Linked DNA regions of Mus musculus: regions 1 and 2 are each linked to region 3. A link is a contact called in ENCODE POLR2A ChIA-PET data. All regions are on one chromosome and are shown on one strand. Each heading gives the region's core, a stretch centred on a gene start or an enhancer-like site at or near the end of the contact. The rest is flanking DNA. Distances are from core to core; before and after follow the strand shown.

What was found. ChIA-PET counts read pairs that join two places held with the same protein, here RNA polymerase II (POLR2A).
Region 1: POLR2A ChIA-PET joins it to region 3 with 13 read pairs in Patski. The contact joins the promoter of Gpatch4 here to the promoter of Nes in region 3. POLR2A ChIA-PET finds 5 or more read pairs at or near these places in 2 of 5 experiments (Patski and embryonic stem cell).
Region 2: POLR2A ChIA-PET joins it to region 3 with 53 read pairs in Patski. The contact joins the promoter of Hdgf here to the promoter of Nes in region 3. POLR2A ChIA-PET finds 5 or more read pairs at or near these places in 4 of 5 experiments (Patski and embryonic stem cell).

The regions. Positions count from the first base shown.
Region 1 is chr3:88,041,706-88,045,342 of GRCm38, forward strand. Gpatch4 (G patch domain containing 4) reads left to right here and starts at 1,401. Exons shown (of 8, transcript NM_001110809.2): 1 at 1,401-1,474.
Region 2 is chr3:87,904,304-87,908,209 of GRCm38, forward strand. Hdgf (heparin binding growth factor) reads left to right here and starts at 2,018. Exons shown (of 6, transcript NM_008231.4): 1 at 2,018-2,411. The coding sequence starts at 2,325.
Region 3 is chr3:87,968,748-87,972,418 of GRCm38, forward strand. It overlaps Nes (nestin), which reads left to right and starts at 2,346. Exons shown (of 4, transcript NM_016701.3): 1 at 2,346-3,241. The coding sequence starts at 2,456.

The DNA.
Region 1 (3,637 bases), core at 151-2,650, 72 kb after region 3:
ACCATGTCTGCCTGCAGGCTGCCATGCCTCCCACCACGATGATAATGAACTGAACCTCTGAAATTGTAATCCAGCCCCAATTAAATTTTTTTTCCTTAGAAGAGTTGCCTTGGTCATGTTGTTCCTTCACAACAATTAAGACACTATCCTAATATGGGCCTCACACAAATGATACACAGATGTGACCAGATAACTCTTTTGTTACAAAAGACTCCCGTTCTCTTGACATGGTCAGGGTAGTAGGATGATTTTCAGAATTCACCCATTGCATCTCTGTTTCTGCTATCATGGGTTTTGTTTTGTTTTGTTCTGTTTTGCTTTTTTAAAGATTCATTTTTAATTATGTGTTTCTGTGAGTGGGCCTGTGTATATGTTTATAGATACCAGCAGAGGCCATGGGTCCCCAGGAGTTGGAGTTTACAGGTACCTGTGAATACCCAACATGGATACTGTGCATCTTTTTTTGTTGTTGTTTTTGTTTTGTTTTGTTTTTCGAGACAGGGTTTCTCTGTATAGCCGTGGCTGTCCTGGAACTCACTTTGTAGACCAGGCTGGCCTCGAACTCAGAAATCCGTCTGCCTCTGCCTCCCGAGTGCTGGGATTAAAGGCATGTGTCACCACCCAACATGGATACTGGTAACTAGACTTGGATGCTCTTGAAGATCCCCCACTGTAATTTCTTTTCTTTTTAATTAATTGTTAAGGATGTAATTTTATATGTGTGTGTGCGTTGCCTGCATGTATGCATCTGCAGTTCAGAAGTTAGAAGGTGTTGGATCCTCTGGAATCCATATGGGTGCTGGGAACTCAATCTGAAACACTCTTAATGGGTTAGCTATCTCTTCTGCCCTCAGTGTATTTTCTTTATTATATCCTTTGCCGTAATTGCGTTCTAGATAACAAGCAAATGGCTATTCCCATATGGGGAGGCAATATGAAACGCTCTTTTCCCTTGTTTTTGGGCGGCCGGCCGGCCGCAGAAGCCTACAACTGCTGGTGGGAATGGTGTACTTGCAGCTCCGGTGCCCTGGACCCCTTTTCGTCTCCTCTTCTTGGAGCAAGTCTACATGCTCCTCCAAGTTAAGGGTCGAGTCTTAAGTGTTCTTGTGTTCCCAGTACGAAAGGGACAAGGTAGTGTGCAACCAGTGCTGATCCCGCTACGCAGAGCCTGAGTGTCCTTGCCTCAAGGGAGGCACTAACTCCGGAAAGCTCAGGATAGGGTCGGGGGTGGGGGTGGGGGTGGGGGACCCGAAACAGAGGTTAGGGCGGCGCATTGGCTTCCAACAACTGCAGGAAGGAAACTAGCACCCAGCCTGGAACTCAGTTTCCGTGGCAAACATCCAGGGGAGTGGCTACTGTCAGGACGTCTCTATGGTTTCTGCATCCTAGAAGGGCCAAAGTTCACTTCCGGGAAGATGGCTGCACCCAAGTCGGGTGTCACACGTGCTTCCACGGAGAGGACTGTACACTGACGGTAAGGAGCTTGCTTTCCCCAGGGGCGGGAGCAAGGGCGAAGATCGGAGAGTAGTTCCACCCTGCTGACTCTGTGGCTGCGGGGCTTGGATTTATAACCGGAGGAAAAGGCGGCGGCTGGTCCTCTAGGCTGCTGCAAACGGGTGGCTCTGGACATCCCTGGAAACTGGCTGGAAAGGAGACCGCGTCTCAGTGTACTTGCAGCCTTCGCAGATCAGGCTGCGTCTGCCCACGCCGGCCCATTGCAAGTGCGTTAAAAAACGATTCCTACTGTGTCACTCATTTCAGTCCAGAAACGCTGAACGATTCTCAAGGGCTGGGAAATAAAGCTTGCCTCCGCCTTCCGGGAAGTGTGGTTTTGAATTACTGTGATGAGAAATAGAATGTGGGGAAGGCTTACAGCAGAAGAAAGAAGCTGTAAAGGTACAAAGCAGTGAGTTGCTCATGAAATGCTTCACTACCAATCCTGGATCCACTACTTGCCAGTTGTTTGGTGTTCGAATTAGCAGTGTTCGATTTCTTCTTTGTAAATTAAGGCTAAGTAATACCTTCTTATAAGATGTTGGCAGGCATCAATGAGACAATCCATGTGAAGCAGTTAATAGCAGGTTCGTGGTGAGTCAATGCACTACAAGTGTGGGGTATGATTATTCTTACTGTTAAAATAGTCAGAAATAATTTGGTATTTATAATAAGTGGTATTTGCATGGTGACCTCAGCATCTAAATTTTACTTCTGTTTCCATTTCAAGAAGCAAGGTAGCACCTGGGAGAGAGGCAGGCCAGTGTAACCCAGGCTAGCCAGGCTAATTAGTAAGCCCTCAAAAACAAAAAAAATCCAAGAAGACCACTTCTTTTTTTTTTTTAATTTTTTTTTAATTAGGTATTTTCCTCGTTTACATTTTCAATGCTATCCCAAAGGTCCCCCATATCCACCCCCCCCAATTCCCTACCCACCCACTCCCCCTTTTTGGCCCTGGCGTTCCCCTGTACTGGGACATCTAAAGTTGGCAAGTCCAATGGGCCTCTCTTTCCAGTGATGGCCGACTAGGCCATCTTTTGATGCATATGCAGCTAGAGACAAGAGCTCCGGAGTACTGCTTAGTTCATATTGTTGTTCCACCTATAGGGTTGCAGATCCCTTTAGCTCCTTGGGTAATATCTCTAGCTCCTGCATTGGGGGCCGTGTGATCCATCCAATAGCTGACTGTGAGCATCCACTTCTGTGTTTGCTAGGCCCCGGCATAGTCTCACAAGAGAGAGCTATATCTGGGTCCTTTCAGCAAAATTTTGCTAGTGTGTGCAATGGTGTCAGCGTTTGGAAGCTGATTATGGGATGGATCCCTGCATATGGCAATCACTAGATGGTTCATCTTTTTGTCACAGCTCCAAATTTTGTCTCTGTAGCTCCTTCCATGGGTGTTTTGTTCCCATTTCTAGGAAGGGGTTAAGTGTCCACACTTTGGTCAAGAAGACCACTTCTTTACCCCGTTTTTGTGTTGCTGTATTCACAGTTCCGTTTCATTTGGGCTTCATGCAATCATCCTTCCTAATGGAAAGGTGGATAGACATGTGATTCTTCCTAAACTCGACTGTCACGATTGCTAACACCCTGCCTCCATTTTATAAGGTTTTGTGAGCTTTGGGGCATTTAGCTATGCAGAATTGAAGAGTATTCCTAGACACCAGAGTACACAAGAGCATAGTCCCTTAACAAAGCATCGTTATCACTGGTGTGGTACCTGGGAAACTACACAGTCTATGCAGTCATGAGAAATAGAGGGAGCCAGGCATTTGTGGTGCATGCCTTTGAGGTCAGCCTTGTATACAGAGCTAGTTCCAGGACAGCCAAGGCTACACAAAGAAACCTGTCTCAAAAAATAAAAAAAGGGGGGGAGGAATAATGTGGGAGGATTTCTGAGAAAAGACGTTGACATCATAGGCCTCTGGAAAAGTCCCAGCCCAAAGGGGGCCCTGGATCACATTTTGAAACTGATAGAACTGATTATCTATCTATCTATCTATCTATCTATCTATCTATCTATCTATCTATCTATCTATATTTGAGACAGGCTTTTACAAAGCCCCCTTTACTGACCTGGGACATATGTAAAAGTGGCTGGCCTCCAGCTCACTGAGATCTTAGTCTGTTTCCTAAGTATTGA
Region 2 (3,906 bases), core at 768-3,267, 65 kb before region 3:
AGTTCCATTCTCAGCCCCATCAAGAATTTAGAAGTTGCTCTTGCTCTTCCTCTCTGCCCCCCCCCCCCCGCCACCCCTCCTCCGTATTCATGGCTACTCCTCTACCCACTCTGCCTTTCTCTGTCTCTACTACCCCCTCAACTCCCCTCCCCATGCCCTAAATAAACTCTATTCTACACTAAAGTAATAATAACTTAGAAGTCTTACTGATACCTTTTAGCCAAGTGGAGAAGAGGGTAGGACCCTCAGTTTTAATTAAATTGGAATGTGCATGATTTGAGTTTAAAAACATGTAAAATTTCATACTTATAGGACACAAAAAAAAACTCATTAAACTTTTTTTTTTTTTTTTTTTTGGTTTTTCGAGACAGGGTTTCTCTGTATAGCCCTGGCTGTCCTGGAACTCACTTTGTAGACCAGGCTGGCCTTGAACTCAGAAATCTGCCTGCCTCTGCCTCCTGAGTGCTGGGGTTAAAGGCGTGTGCCACCACGCCAGGCATCATTAAACTTTTTAAAGAATTTGTGATTAGGGTTGAAGAGGTGGTCAGTTGCTGCTCTTCCAGGAGACTCAAGTTCAGTTCCCTGAACCCATGTGAATGGGCTCACAATGACCTGCGACTCCAGCCTCAGGGGATCTGACACTCTCTTCTGCACACCACACATGTAGCATGCATTCACAAACACAAATAAAAACTTCAAATCTGAGCTGGTGAGATGGCTCAGTGGTTAAGAGTGCCTACTGCTCTTCCAATGGTCCTGAGTTCAAATCCCAGCTGTTTGTGGACCATTTGAACTCATACATGGTGGCTCACAACCATCCCTAATGAAATCTGAGGCCCTCTTCTGGAGTGTCTGAAGACAGCTACAGTGTCTTACAAATAATAAATGAATAAATAAATATTAAAAAAAACCTTCAAATCTGCTGGGCAGTGGTGGTGCACCCGTTTAAGAGGGAGAGGCAAGTGGATCTCTGAGTTTGAGGCCAGCCTGGTCTACATGAGTTTCAGGACAGCCAGGGCTACACAGAGAAACCCTGCCTTGAAAAACCAAAAACAAACAAACAAAAACCAGAAACCTTCAAATCTCTTTAAAAAGAGAGTATGCAGGCCAGCCAGCCAGGGCTACATACTAAGACTGTCTCCCCCGGCAGTGGTGGCACACTTCTGTAATCCCAGCACTTGGGAGGCAGAGGCAGGCGGATTTCTGAGTTTGAGGTCAGTCAGAGTGAGTTCCAGGACAGCCAGGACTGCACAGAGAAACCCTGTCTTGAAAAATAAAAAAAAATAAAAAAAAAAGACTGTCTCAATAAAAATAAGATATAAAACAATTAGATATAAACAACAAAAAACCCATTGCACAGAGATGTAATTACAACAAAATCTTGTTTGGTTTGAGATCTGAGATCAAGTTTTGCGCACATCATTCCTTAGAATATAACCCAGGCCAAATACAGTCTTCAAATTAATACTATATATCTCCAAACTAGATTTAGTGGTATCCAACTGTCTTTATCGTTTAGGACCTCCTTATTCTAGTGAGGGTAATTGGTGATAGTCCAGATACAGCTGTTAATTTAGAGTAGACTGAAATGGTAGGACTCGAACTCTTATACCGCCACCAACAGAAGCACGTGGAGTGTGTGGGGTACACCTCTTGCCTTGGCGGTCTAACTAGTTAGAAGTCAGAGGCGCAGAGCAAATACGTGGGTTGGGACATGGCACGTGGTAGGGGGGACAGAGCGCAAGGCAGGCCACAGTAGGCCCCGCCTGGCCAGGGCATTCAGAGGAGCCCGGGGAGGGGCACGTGCAGCCTGTCCAGCGGGCGCCAGCTCCTTTTGGGCTGGCACCCACCACCCGCCCGCACACAAAGCCCGCTCGGCGCGCTCGGCACTCGGCTCTTCAAGCCTGTGCCTCTGAGCCCCGCCTGGCGGCCTCCAGGTTGGGTGTGAGGCCGGGGCAGGCTGTAGGCGTCGATTGGCTGCGCGCATCGAACCGCCGCGGGCGGGAGCGCGAGGGGAGGAGTGGGCCGCGGGGGGTGGAGGAAGCGGCCTCGCTCGCGCCGAGGAGGGAGCAATTGAATTTCAAACACAAACAACCACACGAGCTAGCGCTCCCGGAGCCGTGTGTTGCCCACCGCGCCCGGCCCTGTCCGAGCGGCGCGCGGGCGCAGACGCCGTGGCTGCCCCGGAGCTCGCGTCGGGGGCCGGCATCGAGGCGGGGGCCGCGCGAGGGCCGGAGCGCAGCGGCGCCGCAACCGCCGCACGCGCAAACTTGGGCTCGCGCTTCCCGGCTCGGCGCGGAGCCCGGGGCGCCCGCGGCCCCGCCATGTCGCGATCCAACCGGCAGAAAGAGTACAAGTGCGGAGACCTGGTGTTTGCGAAGATGAAAGGATACCCACACTGGCCGGCCCGGGTGAGTGGCGCGGCCGTCGCGGGCCCTGCTGCGGGTTGCATAACGCTCGGGAGGGCACGGCCGCCGAGCGCGGAGCGGGCGTAGGGGCAGGGGTGCCAGGCCTGTTCTGGCTGGCGGGAGCCCACCACCGCTTACATAACGGAGGCGATCGCGGCCGGCACCTGGCGGGCAGCGCCGCGTGCTCAGTTCGCCCTCACCCCTCCGTCACAGCGGCCGAGGCTTCGGGCTCACGGTGGCGGGGGGGGGGGGGGGAGCGGCCCGATGGTGTGTCGCTTCTTTCGCCGCGAATCCCAACCCCTTCTCGGAGCCCCGCTTGAGCCCTGAGTCTCCATTGATAGTTGCCTCCAGTTCAGGTTTCTCTGGCTGGACGAACGGGTGCGAGGGGTCTCAGTTCACAGAGGGTTAGGTGGATGTAGAGTTGGCGACTCACAAACTTTCTTGGAGCATTTTGGTAGGAACTCTGAAGTTGGGAGGGTCGTGAAATGTTTGGGGACGACTTACTTAAAAATGGTCTTGCCTGGCCTGGTGACTCTGCCATAACCGATTTAGCCCCCAGCTCTACAAGAACATCCCTCCATATGCCTCCAGCTCAGACTTGGAACTGGAGGCAGCAGGGCCCCCGTGTGCTTTGGGAAATCCAGTACAGACGACCTTAGCGCGGTGTGGGGGATTGTGGGACGCTGGAGTTTCCTCGGCTTCCCATTAGTGAGCGTCTCCAGTCAGGGAGGCCGGTGTCAGCCATGTGGTTGTTTGAACCCGCCAAGAGTAGGGCCTTCCCCATTCCAGCACCTGGCCAGGTGGGAGGGTGGGGCAGAAAGCCTGCTGTGTTTATCACCTTCCCTCCCAGGAAAAGGTGTGTGTGTGTGTGTGTGTGTGTGTGTGTGTTGGGGGGAGGGTTGCTTCTGGGAATTTTTCAAAACGATTGTAGAGGGGGCCCTTGATACCGAGTGAGGGCATGACTCAGCCCCTTAGGGTGTGGAACTTGTGTAAAAGAAATCCTCGGGCAGAAAGGCCTGGAGGGAGGGGTCTCAGGCAGGATTGCCTTGTGAATTTTACAGTATGGCTGACTGTTCATCTGGCTCAGTACGACTCTGAGGCTCCATGCTGTCTTCGTTCCTATTCAGGGTGTCAGGACACCTTGATCTTTGAGAAAACTCAAGTGGCCCTCCATATTCTCTCTCTCTCCCTCCATCCCAAGGAGTGTGTTCAATCCTACTTGCCTGAGCCTTGCTCACTGAAACTTTAAAATGGGTCAAGTAAGGCCTGGGTCTGGCCTGGGAGTGCAGTGCAGAGAGAGAGAGGCCAGACTCTTTCCAGAAGCTTAGAGGGCCTCGAGGGCCTGACTGAAGCTAGGCTTTGTATATGTGTGTCATGTAAACACTCATGTAATTTATTACCTTGCATCCTCTGATCCATTGGCTTCTTGGTCCAGATGCCAAGGCACTGGTAGGGAGGGCAAGAGCTGGACCCAGGTTTCTACTGCTTTTCCCTGCTG
Region 3 (3,671 bases), core at 1,096-3,595:
GAGACAGGTTTCTCTGTGTAGCCCTGGCTGTCCTGGAACTCACTTTGTAGACCAGGCTGGCCTCGAACTCAGAGATCCACCTGCCTCCACCTGCCTCTGCCTCCCAAGTGCTGGGATTAAAGGCATGCGCCACCACTGCCTGGCCTGCTTGTTTATGCTTATGTAGAGCTGAATCTTGCCTGAACATTTGGTACTTCAGGTCCATGATGGAACACCTTCAACATTTTCAGAATTGATCCATACTTTAATTTAAAAAAATAGTTTATTGTTATTTGTGTGTGTGTGTGTGTGTGTGTGTGTGCATGGGCGTGTATATCTGTGTGTGGATGCATGCAGAGGTCAGAGGCTTTGATGTCCCTGGAGCTGCATGTGGGTGCTGGGAATGGTACTTGAGTCCTCTGGAAGAGCAGCAAGTGCTTTTGACTACTGAGCGTCTGTCTCTCCAGCCCAGATATCCTGATTTCGTAACCATCAGTGCTGAGAATGCCAATCTGTATGAACGATTCTGCCCATAGAAGTATGTTTAGGACCATTTCAGACATTTTTGGAAATTTTGTCCTAATCCCAAGTCAAAATTCACTGAACGATTTATTTATTTATTATATATAAGTACACTGTAGCTGTCTTCAGACACACCAGAAGAGGGCATCAGATCTCATTGCAGATGGTTGTGAGCCACCGTGTAGTTGCTTGGAATTGAACTGAGGACCTCTGGAAGGGTAGTCAGTGCTCTTAATTACTGAGCAGTCTTTCCAGCCCCCTATTTTTTTTTTCTTTTAAGGCAGGATCTGACTATGTAATCCTGGGTGGCCCAGAACTCATTTGCTATGTAGAGGCTGGCCTCAAACTCAGAGATTGGCTTTATTCTTTCTCTTGCGTGCTGGGGTTAAAGGGATTAAACTGGCCTCACTGAACAAAGTTTGATGAAACTCATGTCATTGACTCAAACAGCTATTTTAAAGAATTTAGATTTATTATTGTTCTTCTTATTATTGGTGTGTGTGTGTGTGTGTGTGTGTACAGGTGCACCATGCCACAGTATGCCATGTGGGAACCAGTCTCTCCTCAGCTCACTATGCGGGTCCTGAACATCACAGTAGGGAGCATGGCAACAGGCAGGCGGTTATGGCACTGGAACAGCAGCTGAGAGCTCAGGTCTCAATGTACAAGCACAAGCCTGCCCCCAGTGACACACCTCCTCCAACAAGGCCATTCCTCCCAATCCTTTTTTTTTTTTTTTTTTTTTTTTTGGATTTTTGAGACAGGGTTTCTCTGTGTAGCTCTGGCTGTCCTGGAACTCACTCTGTAGACCAGGCTGGTCTCGAACTCAGAAATCCGCCTGCCTTTGCCTCCCAAGTGCTGGGATTAAAGACATGTGCCACCACTGCCCGGCCCCAATCTTTTTAAACAGGTCCTCCACCTGGGGAGCAAGCATTCAAATATTTGAGCCTGAAATATTGGTCCCTTGTAGAAAATCTACAGCTTCATTTCTTTCTTCGCCAAACTTCATGCTTAGCCACCAGGGGGCTCTCTTGAGAGCCGCGTAACTTCTTCACTAAATGACAAGAGGGATCGAACTTCAAAGGAGAAAAACTTTCCCTTGCTAGTCTCCTTTTCCTGGTGCGGGGTAGGGTAGGGTAGGACGTCCCTCTGCGGGTACGAACTGGGCATTGTGTCTGCTAACATTAACTGGGCAGGGGTACTGGCACAGGCATTTAATCCCAGCACTGGGGAAGCTATGGCAGGAGCGTCCCTGAGACCTGCCTGATCTACATAGCCATACCAACCATCTGAAGAAAAGGGGTGGTGGTGGTGTTTACTACCCAGGCTGGTGTCAATCCTACTTCAGCCTCCGGAGCACTGGCAGACTTCCCTCAGTACCAGTGGGCTCCTCTTTCTTCGGGCAGTGTTTCTTCGCAATGTTGCCTCTCTTGGGGGTGAGTATTTACTGTTATACACAAAACACTGCACCGTCCGTTTTTCCAACAGTTCACGAGGTTTCCAACACCAAGCCATTTTATAAATGAGGAGCTGAGTCCTAGAGGATTTGAGTAAGAGTGTAGAGAAAGGAGGTCCTGGGGCCCAGTTCTGTGCATCTTAGGGTGTTCTGGGCTGTCTGGCTGTATCTCAAGCCTCTTTCGGAAAATCACCCGCACCGGACGGGATCCCCGCCAGGGCGAGGCTACAATTTGATTCTTCTCTGCTGAGCTGGGATGATGCAGGGACCCGGGCTGTGTGTTGCACTGAACTCTAAAGGGTTAAGGCCTAGGGACCGCCCCTTTTCCGCCCGGCCGGCGGGAGTATGAATACCCTCGCTTCAGCTCGCTGCTGGAATCCTCCGCTTCCGCTGGGTCACTGTCGCCGCTACTCCCTTTCTCCCCCTTAAAAGCTCCAAGGGCCACTCCCTTCTCTAGTGCTCCACGTCCGCTTGCCCTCGGGGGGCCAGACCAGCGACATGGAGGGTTGCGTCGGGGAAGAATCTTTTCAGATGTGGGAGCTCAATCGACGCCTGGAGGCCTACCTGACCCGGGTCAAGACGCTGGAGGAGCAGAACCAGCTGCTCAGTGCCGAGCTTGGGGGACTCCGGGCGCAGTCCGGGGACGCCTCCTGGCGAGCCCGAGCCGACGACGAGCTGGCAGCCCTGCGGGTCCTCGTCGATCAGCGCTGGCGGGAGAAGCACGAGGCTGAGGTGCAGCGCGACAACCTTGCCGAAGAGCTGGAGAGCGTGGCGGGCCGGTGCCAGCAGGTGCGGCTCGCCCGGGAGCGGACCATCGAGGAGGCGGCCTGCAGCCGGCGCGCGCTCGAGGCGGAGAAGAATGCGCGGGGCTGGCTGAGCACCCAGGCTGCCGAGCTGGAGCGCGAGTTAGAGGCTCTGCGAGCGTCGCACGAGGAGGAGCGCGCGCACCTGAACGCCCAGGCCGCCTGTACGCCGCGCCGACCCCCCGCGCCGGCCCACGCATCCCCCATCCGGGCCCCTGAAGTCGAGGAGCTGGCCAGGCGCCTAGGCGAAGTGTGGCGCGGGGCGGTGCGTGACTACCAGGAGCGCGTGGCTCACATGGAGAGCTCGCTGGGCCAGGCCCGCGAGCGTCTGGGCCAAGCCGTGCGGGGCGCTCGGGAGAGTCGCTTAGAGGTGCAGCAGCTGCAGGCTGATCGCGACAGCCTCCAGGAGCGCAGAGAGGCGCTGGAACAGAGATTGGAAGGCCGCTGGCAGGACCGGCTGCAGGCCACTGAAAAGTTCCAGGTGAGGAGGGTCACCAACACGCCCACCCTGTCCCTGGTAAAACCAAGCCCTAGGAGGTACTTAGGATGGCAAGAGACCTTCAGGAAAGGGGTGGGGGCAAGGACAACTGTATTCAGGAGTCCTTGCTCAGAGCAAGCACAAGTCCTAGACTTCCCTGTCCAGACAGGCAGGATGGATGGAATTCTGAGACCTCCTAGCACAGCCCCCTTGAAAGGCCCGCAGGCCAATACCCACTGTAGCTGCTCCTCACTCTTTGAATGGCAACCCCTCTCTAGGGTGACTCCCTGTGCCCTTCACTATGCAGTTGTCAATCAGAAGGTGCCCAACACATGCTCTCTCCCCACCAGAAGGTTCCTAGCAACCATAGTGAAGGAAGGCAGTGTGAGCCACCGCAGACCACCAGCCCCTCTCTGTGTCAAGGCTTCTCAGC